Linked DNA regions of Homo sapiens: all the other regions are linked to region 1. A link is a contact called in ENCODE Hi-C or POLR2A ChIA-PET data. All regions are on one chromosome and are shown on one strand. Each heading gives the region's core, a stretch centred on a gene start or an enhancer-like site at or near the end of the contact. The rest is flanking DNA. Distances are from core to core; before and after follow the strand shown. Region 1 holds the start of DCK (deoxycytidine kinase). Region 2 holds the start of G3BP2 (G3BP stress granule assembly factor 2). Region 3 holds the start of MTHFD2L (methylenetetrahydrofolate dehydrogenase (NADP+ dependent) 2 like).

Region 1 (3,132 bases), core at 340-2,839:
TCAGTAAGCAGCTGTCAGAGATTCCATACTAGTAAACATGCACCCTCAAATAACTTACATTGCTAATTATATCATATGGTCTTTCTACTGGTGCTTTAATTCTGGAGCAATGAAATAAGAAGTCCTCTTTGAGAATGCAGTTTTTCTATTCATTTGAATGCTTAAAGCATCTGCTTGCCTGGCCTTTTTCAAGAAGGTACAGTGCTTTGAATGTGGTAAGAATTTTAAAAAATTTGCTGTATGCATGAATGACCAGCACCCAACCTGGAGCTAAAAAAATTTTTTTTTAAATCTATCAAAACAGGAAGTTTCAGGGGTAGGTTTCCTGTGGTTGGAGATACAGAAGAATCGGACGTTGGTGTGTATCTTGCAAAGTGACAGGCATGGCCTAGTCTGCCCCCCATCTGAGTTAACAGAAACGTTAGTGGTCTTTGAATCATAATCCAATGTTTACTTGGATGTGGAGTAAGGGGTGAGGAACTCCATGCTATTAAGATCATTAAAGACCTCTTTGCTTGTACTCGAATGTTTCGAGTTTCGTTAATAATATAGCTAAAACAATGCTTCGCTAATAATATAGCTAAAAAACTGTAAACAACCCTGAGGTCCACAACTAGAAAATGGATAAACGATGGTACATCCATGCAATGGAATACTACTCAGCAATAAAAAGAAACAAACTACAGACACAAGTAACATGAATGAATTTCAAAAGCATTATGCTAAATGAAAGACGCCAGACACAAAAGGCGATATAGCCTATGATTCCATTTATATGGCATTCTGGAAAAGGCAACACTTGCAGGGATAGAAATCAAATCAGTGGGTGCCAGGGAATAGGAAGGGTGGAGGGGGCTGAATACAAAGGAGCAGGTAGGAACTTTCTAAGGTGATGAAAATGTTCTGTATCTCGATCATGGTGATAGCAAAAGGCATAATGTTTGTCAAACCTCATAGAAGAGTACACCTAAAAAGGGTGAATTTAATGTAAGTTACACCTCAAGAAATCTAATACCCTTCCCCCGCTTCCCTTTGCGAGTTCCCAACAAAGAGGGAGCAGAGGTTCAAAGCGCGCCTCACAGAGACCGCAGGCCTGGCGCCCAGTCTGACCCCGGGGACCGCAGTCACCCCGTGGAGCGGGAGGTAAGGGAAGGATGCTCTGGGTGGGAAAGGAAGCCGAGGCCGCGTCCACACCGCCAGGCTGGAGGGAAAGCCCTCACCGAGTTGCTGCAGAGAGATGCGGCGAAGGGAAGCTTCAGCCACTGCCGCGACACCCCAGCCTTGCGTCCCACATTTCCGGAGGCTCCTTACCGATGTTCCCTTCGATGGAGATTTTCTTGATGCGGGTCCCCTCAGAGCTGGCTGAGAAAGACGGGCAGCTTCTCTTGGGCGGGGTGGCCATTCCTTAGTCTTGTGGCGGCCCAGAGCTCGTCCGGCAAAGAGGGCTGGGAGGCGGCCACGGGTGCGCGCACTGGAGCTCGCGGCGCCGCTAAGCCAGATCCTGACCTGCCGGGTCAGCTAGTGAGCTCACCGGCCCGCCGGCGGGTGTCGGGGTTTGACTTTGGCGCGCGGAGGCAGCTGAGGACACTGGCGGGCCTGCGGGGCGGCCCCGCCCTCCTCAAGCCGCGCTCCCTAGCTGCCCCTCGGCCCTCGCCCGCCTCCAGCGCGGGTTCCCGCGTGCGCGCTCCGCACGCCAGGTCACGTGAAGGCCGGGGCGGGGCCGCGCGTGTGGCGGAAGGCCTCTACCCCAAGCAGCCAGGCGCCCGGGCAGGGCGCGGGAAGAGGTTCCGGAGTCGGGTGGGGAGGAAGGGTGGACCCCAGAGGCCTGAGGGCGCTGGAGGGCAGAGGGCGTCACCTGCAGTGGGCCGTGCCAGGCTTTGGAAAACCCGCCTCTCTAGTGGGCCTGTTGGAGATGAACAGACGCGTCTGGACAGAACTGGATAGACTTAAAGCTTTGAACTCATCTGGGGAGAAGGCACTGTGTGGTAGGAAAATCAAATGGATTTACTCTGGCTTCTCAGCCTAGAGGAAGACTATCAGGCGAAGTGCCGTCCTTGGGAATCGCACTGCCCACTTAGAGAGCCAGGCTGTTTTCTTCTATGTGCTTTTCATTAATTAACGAAGTCTAGTGCCAGAAATACCGTCATTAGCCCATTTACCTGCCAGTGGGAAAACAGGCACTGAGAGGCTGCTTGTTCCAAGTGTCAAAGTCAGTAAGTGAAACTGGGATGGGAATTTAGGTAGTCAGATGCCACCCACAGGAGGCCTTTCCAGATCTCCCATACCGCTTTCCATTTGATTTGGATGCACGACCATGCTGTATAGAAGTTAGCACGTTGGGTAGGTAGGTTTCTGTTCAGCTGTTAACTCAGCCTGCCCGACACCTGGCACATAGGTAACAAAATGTACTGTATGTTGAATTTTTGAATGCCTACTCATGTGCCATGTACTCTGCTAGAATACTCATCTAGATGGGACAAATGCAGTGTAGGATTTGTCCCAGCTAGATGAGTGCATTTTTAGTCAGGGTAAAGACCTAATGAGGCAAGAGAATAGGGAATTAGGGTAACCAAGGGTTAAGGCATAAGCAAAAGAACAGCAGGTGCAGCAATTTCTAGGCAAGACTAGGCAGCATACAGGCCACACCTTCACTCCTGTGATTACAAGACAGAAGTTTCCACATCGCCTCTGATTGTCCTCGGCCATCTCCATTTCAGCCTCTGATTGGTCGCAGGCCAATCCTTCATAGGGTGCAACCAATTGGACGACTGTAAAGGGCACCTAGGGATTTACCAAATTCTTTTAGCCTAGTAACCCTTAAGAACACTGCAATTGGGACTCTTGAAGCACTTGGTTCGCTTCAATAAATTTGTGCTTTTGTTACTTCGTTCTTTTGTTGTTTTGTCTTTCGTTGCTTCTTTTGTTGCTTTGTTTCTACGTTTTGTTCAATTCTTTGTTCAACACGCCAAAAACCCAGACAACTCAGTCAAGACTTCCCATCCAGTAACACTAATAAACCGGATATTACCCAGTCTGGAAGTTATCTGGTCCAAATTGTCTACAGAAACCAAAGGCCTTGCTATTCTTTTTTACATTGCAACTATCATCAGACCTGAAATGCATCTAAATGTG
Region 2 (3,132 bases), core at 435-2,934, 4.7 Mb before region 1:
CCTGGGTAAGTTACTTGACCTCTCCAAGCCTGTTTTCTCATCTATAAAATGGGCATAAAAATAGCAACTACTGGCCGGGTGCGGTGGCTCACGCCTGTAATCCCAACACTTTAGGAGGCCAAGGCGGGCGGATCACGAGGTCAGGTGTGTTCGAGACCAGCCTGGCCAACATAGTGAAACCTCGTCTCTACTAAAAATATAAAAATTAGTTGGGTGTGGTGGCATGCGCCTGTAGTCCCAGCTACTAGGGAGCCTGAGGCAGGAGAACCGCTTGAACCCGGGAGGCGGAGGTTGCAGTGAGCCAAGACCGTGCCATTGCACTCCAGCCTGGGCGACACAGAGAGACTCCATCTTAAAAAAAAAAAAAAAAAAAAAATATATATATATATATATATATATGTACATACATATAGCAACTAGCTCATAGGGTTACTGTGAGGCTCAGAAGGCTGTATAATTACAAGAATGCCTGGTATATAAGCCCAGTATATTAAAGGACAGCCGGCATGTAATGTATTTTGATGCTTTAAGGAAAAACATCAGGTTGATTTCATTAAAGTGATGGTCTGCCCAAATATTTTGCATATAACAGTATCTTTAAGCAGTCTAAAGGTAAAGATATTGTAGACTTTGGAGGCCCTAATGTTGGCATTGCCTCTGCCAATATTTAAGGTATTTGACGTATTGTCTTAACATGCCAAATACCTTAAAATTGCCCTTACAGGATTGCGAAGAAAACTGATGAGATGTACATGCTTGCGTCCACCATGTTTAGTTCGTAAGCATTCATTAATGTATTTTTTCCTTTCCGTTTCTTTGAACACTTCCTCAGTCCTTCATTCCAAAATTCCTGTGCTATCTCGGTATTCTCTGAAAACACTGCCAGACCTAAGATGCAAAGTGGCTTCCTTGACTACAAGATTTGGCTTGGCTTTGTCCATGAAACAAGGTCACCAGTGTCTCACCCTGGGGGCAAGTCTGGGCTTAGAGCTAGAACAGGACTGTAATCCTTGTATTTCAGGCCTTCTTTTAGCTTTAGTATGTAAAATGCTTTAGTATCTACTGATATTTAGCCATGCCTAAATTCGTAACAAGGACACAAAGAAATAGTCTTTTCCCCCTCTGTAAAGCCCACGTCATGTTCTTCCTTTACTGCAGGGCCTCTTAATGGGGCTTAAAACCTAGGATGGGTTAAGTAAACAATGTAGGTGAGTTTAGTGTGCAAACAGCTGAAATCACCGGCTGCATTTTAAGCTCGTCTACAGCAGCAACCTGCAGACACCTATTCAGAGAGATTACTAAATTCCCTCCTTCCCATTAATAAAAAGGACCAGAATATCAGTCTACAAAAGACACTGCGTTGCTGCGAACCAGCTCTCGCTTGCGCGATCAGGAAGAAGGGCGGCAAGGCTGGAGCCTCGGGACCGGAGAAAGGCAGCCTGCTTGTGACGTCAAATCAGCGGACTCTTATCTTGGCTTTAGGCCGGTTCCGGTTCCCCGGCTTTCCGGGCGCGAGCGTGTGCGAGCGCGGCAGCGTACTGCGCGTGCTCCGCAGAGGGACACGGGAAGGTTGGGTCCGGCTCTGGAGGAGATGCGTGATTGGCTGACGCTGTGCTCGGGGGTTCCCTGGCCCTTTCGGCAGGGGTAAAACAATAAGAGGGGGCGGTGGCAAAGGGGGCGGGACGTCCGTGGTCCTTGTCGCACGTCGCAGCGCCTGGCGCCCGGGAAGAGGTGGTTGTGAGGCAGACGAACTCGCGGCTCTCCGGCTTCCGAGGCTTCCGAGTTGTCGGAGGAAGGGGGCGGCGAGCAATAAGAACCCGCCGCACCCGGTCCTCAGCGACTCTTCTGACCTCCGCGCGACGTACCCGCCGCCGCCGTTGGCTGGAGGTGTGTACGGGCGCCGGGAGGGGAGGTCGGTGTGGTGGTCGGAAAGGGACATTCCATTCGCGCTCCGCGGCGCGAGGCAATCGTCCGGTGTGTGAGCCCGGGAGCCGGAGGTGTAGCGGCAGAGACATTGTTCTTGCCGGCTCCCTACGGTGCCGTGTGTGCGTGAGAGAAGACCAGTCTTTCCTCTAGGTGAGGGGTGGGAGGCCGCCTGGGAAGGGAGGTGACCCGCGAGCGTCTTGCGGGCAGAGGGCTCCGAGTGCACAGGTGGGGTTGAGGTTTATTGGGGATGAGGTGGCGAAGTGGGGGGGGAGGCACGCAGCAGCTCCCGAAGGCGCGCTGATGGAAGCTTAATACAGGAAGTGTGGGAGCAGGCTTTCTGGAGGGGATGTTTTAGGGTGGGTAGCCCACCGTTCCTGTTTCCGAATCGTTTTCGGCTCTTGTACCTTGTTCCTTCGGAGCGGAGAGGCCGTCGCCACCCCGCCCGTGGGGGGAGGGGAAAAGAGGTTGTGTCGACGGAGGCAGAAGCGACGCAGATGCGAAAGTGGCGGCCTCCGGGCACCATTTCTGTGCACGGAAACAGAATCCGGGTTTGAAGGCAGCCGCCGCTTCGCTTACCCAGTACCTAGTGTTCCGTCGTGTTTGACCAACCCCCCTCTCCCTGCCACCGCGGGTTTAATCCGAACGTGTTCGGATACTGGAACTGTAACGTGCGCCTTCTTCGTCCCCCTCTTATGCAGACGATCCCTTATTGACTCGGGAATGGCTTTTGGGGGATGGGTTCCCGCTTTTGTTGGGATGGGGGGACAGAAAGGAACAGAAGCTTCCCTAGATTGTGTTGATTTTGTTAGTGGAATCTGATAGAATTTTTCCTGCGTCTCTAAAAGCAGATTTCTTAAGATGGCCCTTTGCCGCTTTGGGGCGAATATAGATTTTCGTCTATAATTTCCTGCATAGATCAGCTTTTTTCCCCAAGACATACTTAATGTTCTAACGGATTTGGGGGGTGGGAGGAGAGTGCCTTTTCCTTCATAACAACAACAAAAAAAAGGCACTTGCACTTTTAGCTGGAATAGTAAAGTCCTGTTCTCCCTGTATGATTGTTGTGGGATATTAACTTGGATTAAGATACTGTGGTTTTAGGTTCAAGGCTCTGTACCTTGTTCTGGTCTTTCAAACGTTAGTGTTGCAGGTACCTGGATCTAGGAAACATTAACTGTCGTTAAGAGAGCCCCGGTGTACTAGAGT
Region 3 (3,132 bases), core at 381-2,880, 3.2 Mb before region 1:
CTTTGCACTCAACTATTTTAAATTATAAAGAGGTCATTATGTGTAACTTAAAAGTTTTGAATTCTACATGAGTTGGTGTGTGTGTACAAAGCAAGGGGCTACAACCAAATTTTGGGGTTGTAACTGTTGTTTGTAATGACTTCCATTCAATGTATGCAGGTCATGGAGAAGATGGGGAGATGGAGTTGTTTACAGCAAGCTGACAGGGAAATTAATCAAGTTGTACTATTTGAAACAAGTTATCCTCACCCTGAAAAGCACCCCTAAAACAACTGAAATTCAAAAAATAATGATACAAACAAGTAATTTAGAGTGACGGCAAATAATTTCCTCAATTCTTTAAAACAAATAGAATTCTACAGAATCTGCTTTTCCTAGGTAGTAGATCTAGCTGGTAGTTCCAAACTAAGTGGAACATTCTTACCCAACCTACTACAGCTTACACAACTCTGATTCACTGTTATTTTCTCACATATCCTTGTGGAAGACCTAGTCACAAGAAATTATGTCCAAAGCAAATCCTATAGGAAGTAATTTTTAAATTCAGACACTCGAGACTAAGATCTAAATGTACACAATAGGGAGTTAACTGATTTAAATTAAATAAACAGTATCTAAGTTTCCACGTTACCAGTCATTGCTTTTCTAGGGATTGTGCTGGGCACTGGCGGATACAAAAACTCGAGTGAGACACAATTTTGGACGTAAAATGGCAATGAAAGCGCATTTCTGGAAGCCCTGAAAGTCTGAAAACAGAGGCTCTTCTGGACTCACAAGCTCTGGGTCAAGAAGATATATTTTCATCTTGTTAAGACGGATTTTGCAACTAAGACTGGTAAAGCATAAGATAGAAGAGTGCGTACCCTGTTGTATTTGCATGGTTCTTGCCAGCAACCAAGACATGTAATGAATCTAAGTCTCATCACCTGACAGAGGTTTAGGGAGGGAGAGCCATACATGAAAAGACTGAGAAATCTGGATTGATATTTGGTTTTGTGAAACCATAAATAATTTTAGAGTTGGAAAAGACTTAGACAACACTATTAACAAAGGAATTCAGAAACGCAAACATTAGTAAGTCATCTGCACAACGCCTACTCCTTTATTTACGAAACACTAAAATAACCAAAGTAAAAACAAATGTTTGACCAAGCCGACCACGTGTTTTTATACTACCTTTTCTTAGTGCCTCAAATGTCTTCCTAAATCAAGTGCACCTGCTGCAAAGATGGAACATTCTGGTGCGAGAGCCCAGAGCAGAGCACGTTTTCGTTCCCCAAGCTGAGGCAACTGCGACTCGCCCGCGCGACCGGCAAGGCCACCTCACAGACAAGGCTGTCCTCGACCCAGCCCGCCGCCGCGCGGCCGCCCACGAGCCTTGGGCCCCACGCGCGCGAGCGCCGCCCGCGCCCCCGCCGACCTCCCACCGCCAGCGGCTCCGCACCCGGCGCCCGCAGCCCTCGTACCTCACACCGCTGCTCCGAAAGCCCCGGAACGCACTCCCGGGCTCTCCCGGTGCCCTTACGGAGGGTGCTGTGCTTCTGCCCAACGCCGGCGCTCGGCCAAGGCGGCCGCGGAGCAGCGAGAAGCCGCGGACCGGCACCGTCATGGCCGCGGATCCCCGGCTTCCGGACTGGGGCTCCACCTCCCGCGACTCCAGTCCTCGCGGCTGGAGGCCTGGCTCCGCCCTCACCCGGGCTGGCAGGGCAGCAAGTAGCGCTTCCCAGCCAGGTTCCGGCAGACACGCAGAGTGGGGTAAAGAGCGGTTCCCAGGACCGGGGACGGAACTGACAGAGTGCCGGGTCCGCAGGGGGCGGGGCCAGGACCCAAGTCCCGGGCCCTCTGAGGATGTGGAAGCGTGCAGTGTGGCCTGGCGACTGGGCCCCGCACCCAGCCAACATATAGCTGGCATTCCCATAGCGACGGCACAGAGAAGGCCTCCAAACTATCACTTTAGGCAGCACGCCCCACTTTCCACCAAGCCAGAGATCCTGCCCAACAGTCTCCGTGACTACGTGGAATTGGATTTAAAGCAGGAAAGAAGTAATAGGTTCATTGTTTCCCACTTCCTTTGTGAGATTCCTTGGAAGTTGGAGAAAAGAACAAAGGTGTGTGGAGAAGGAGCAAAACCTGGCTGAACAAGGAAGGTCTGGACTTTAGGATTTCTATACTTCTACTTTATCATCTCCACTTTTGGAAGGAAATATTGACCAATATCTGTCTTTTCCTGAGTTATGATCAAGTCGATGCAGGCTAAGAACCCTGCATTGTGTGGTGAGCTTGTGTGGTGAGGAAGCAAAATATCTGCTCCCTCTGAAAAAGTAAAACATTAGACTGTCCATTCATTTTGCAAATTAAGACAGACACACAAAAAACAGTCACAGATAAAACCAGCTGGGAAGTTAACAGGAAACAACTTTTCTCCCAAGGTCAGGCTGCTGCTGTTGAGTCAGAACAACGTCTTTCATAGCTGCACTTTTACTGAGAAAACTTGTTTTTTAAAATCATAGACTGTCAGAAAATATGCTCTTTAAAATCATATCAATAAGAATGGGATACCCTACTCTTTCCTGGCTGATCTAAATCCATTTGACACAAATAAGCAGCCTAGAAGAAAATACAGGAAAAAATCTAGGTGACCTTGGGTTTGGCAATGAGACTTTAGATAAAACACTTAAATCACAATTCATAAAAGAAAAAAACAATTTAAACTTCTGCCATGCAAAAGACACTGTTAATAAAGAAACAAATCACATACTGGGAGAAAATATTCGCAAAACATTTTTACAAGACTTACACCCAAAATATACGAAGAACTCTTGAAACTCAACAATTAAAGAAAAAAGAAAAGCAACTCAGTTAAAAGTGAGCAAAAGATCTGAAAACACCCACCAAAAAAGGCATACAGAGGTCAAAAAAAATGGAAAAATATTCAATATCATTTATCATTAAGGAAATACAAATTAAAACAACAGTGAGATACCACTACACTCCCATTAGAACCGCTGAAGTCCAAAAAATTGATAATACGAAATGCTGGCAAGGATGTGTGGCAACAGGAACTCTCATTCATTGTTGGTGAATAAAAAAATGATTCAGTCACTTTGGAAGACAGTTTGGCAGATTCTTACA

The links. A loop is a pair of places that touch in the nucleus more often than their neighbours do. ChIA-PET counts read pairs that join two places held with the same protein, here RNA polymerase II (POLR2A). Pooled maps may share reads with other maps.
Region 2: a loop to region 1 is called in a map of naive thymus-derived CD4-positive, alpha-beta T cell, with 11 times the contacts of the local background. The contact joins the promoter of G3BP2 here to the promoter of DCK in region 1. A Hi-C loop is called at or near these places in 1 of 168 maps with a recorded cell type or tissue (naive thymus-derived CD4-positive, alpha-beta T cell) and 7 of 50 pooled maps. POLR2A ChIA-PET finds 5 or more read pairs at or near these places in 1 of 52 experiments (B cell).
Region 3: a loop to region 1 is called in a map of naive thymus-derived CD4-positive, alpha-beta T cell, with 11 times the contacts of the local background. The contact joins the promoter of MTHFD2L here to the promoter of DCK in region 1. A Hi-C loop is called at or near these places in 2 of 168 maps with a recorded cell type or tissue (CD8-positive, alpha-beta T cell and naive thymus-derived CD4-positive, alpha-beta T cell) and 9 of 50 pooled maps.

The regions. Positions count from the first base shown.
Region 1 is chr4:70,992,106-70,995,237 of GRCh38, reverse strand. DCK (deoxycytidine kinase) reads right to left here and starts at 1,589. Exons shown (of 7, transcript NM_000788.3): 1 at 1,312-1,589. The coding sequence starts at 1,402. RefSeq lists an enhancer at 1,164-1,343 and a silencer at 1,514-1,853.
Region 2 is chr4:75,671,963-75,675,094 of GRCh38, reverse strand. G3BP2 (G3BP stress granule assembly factor 2) reads left to right here and starts at 1,684. Exons shown (of 12, transcript NM_203505.3): 1 at 1,684-1,887. RefSeq lists enhancers at 1-848, 1,585-1,874, 2,155-2,394, 1,827-2,804.
Region 3 is chr4:74,156,616-74,159,747 of GRCh38, reverse strand. MTHFD2L (methylenetetrahydrofolate dehydrogenase (NADP+ dependent) 2 like) reads right to left here and starts at 1,630. Exons shown (of 8, transcript NM_001144978.3): 1 at 1,467-1,630. The coding sequence starts at 1,609. RefSeq lists enhancers at 976-1,732, 1,733-2,491.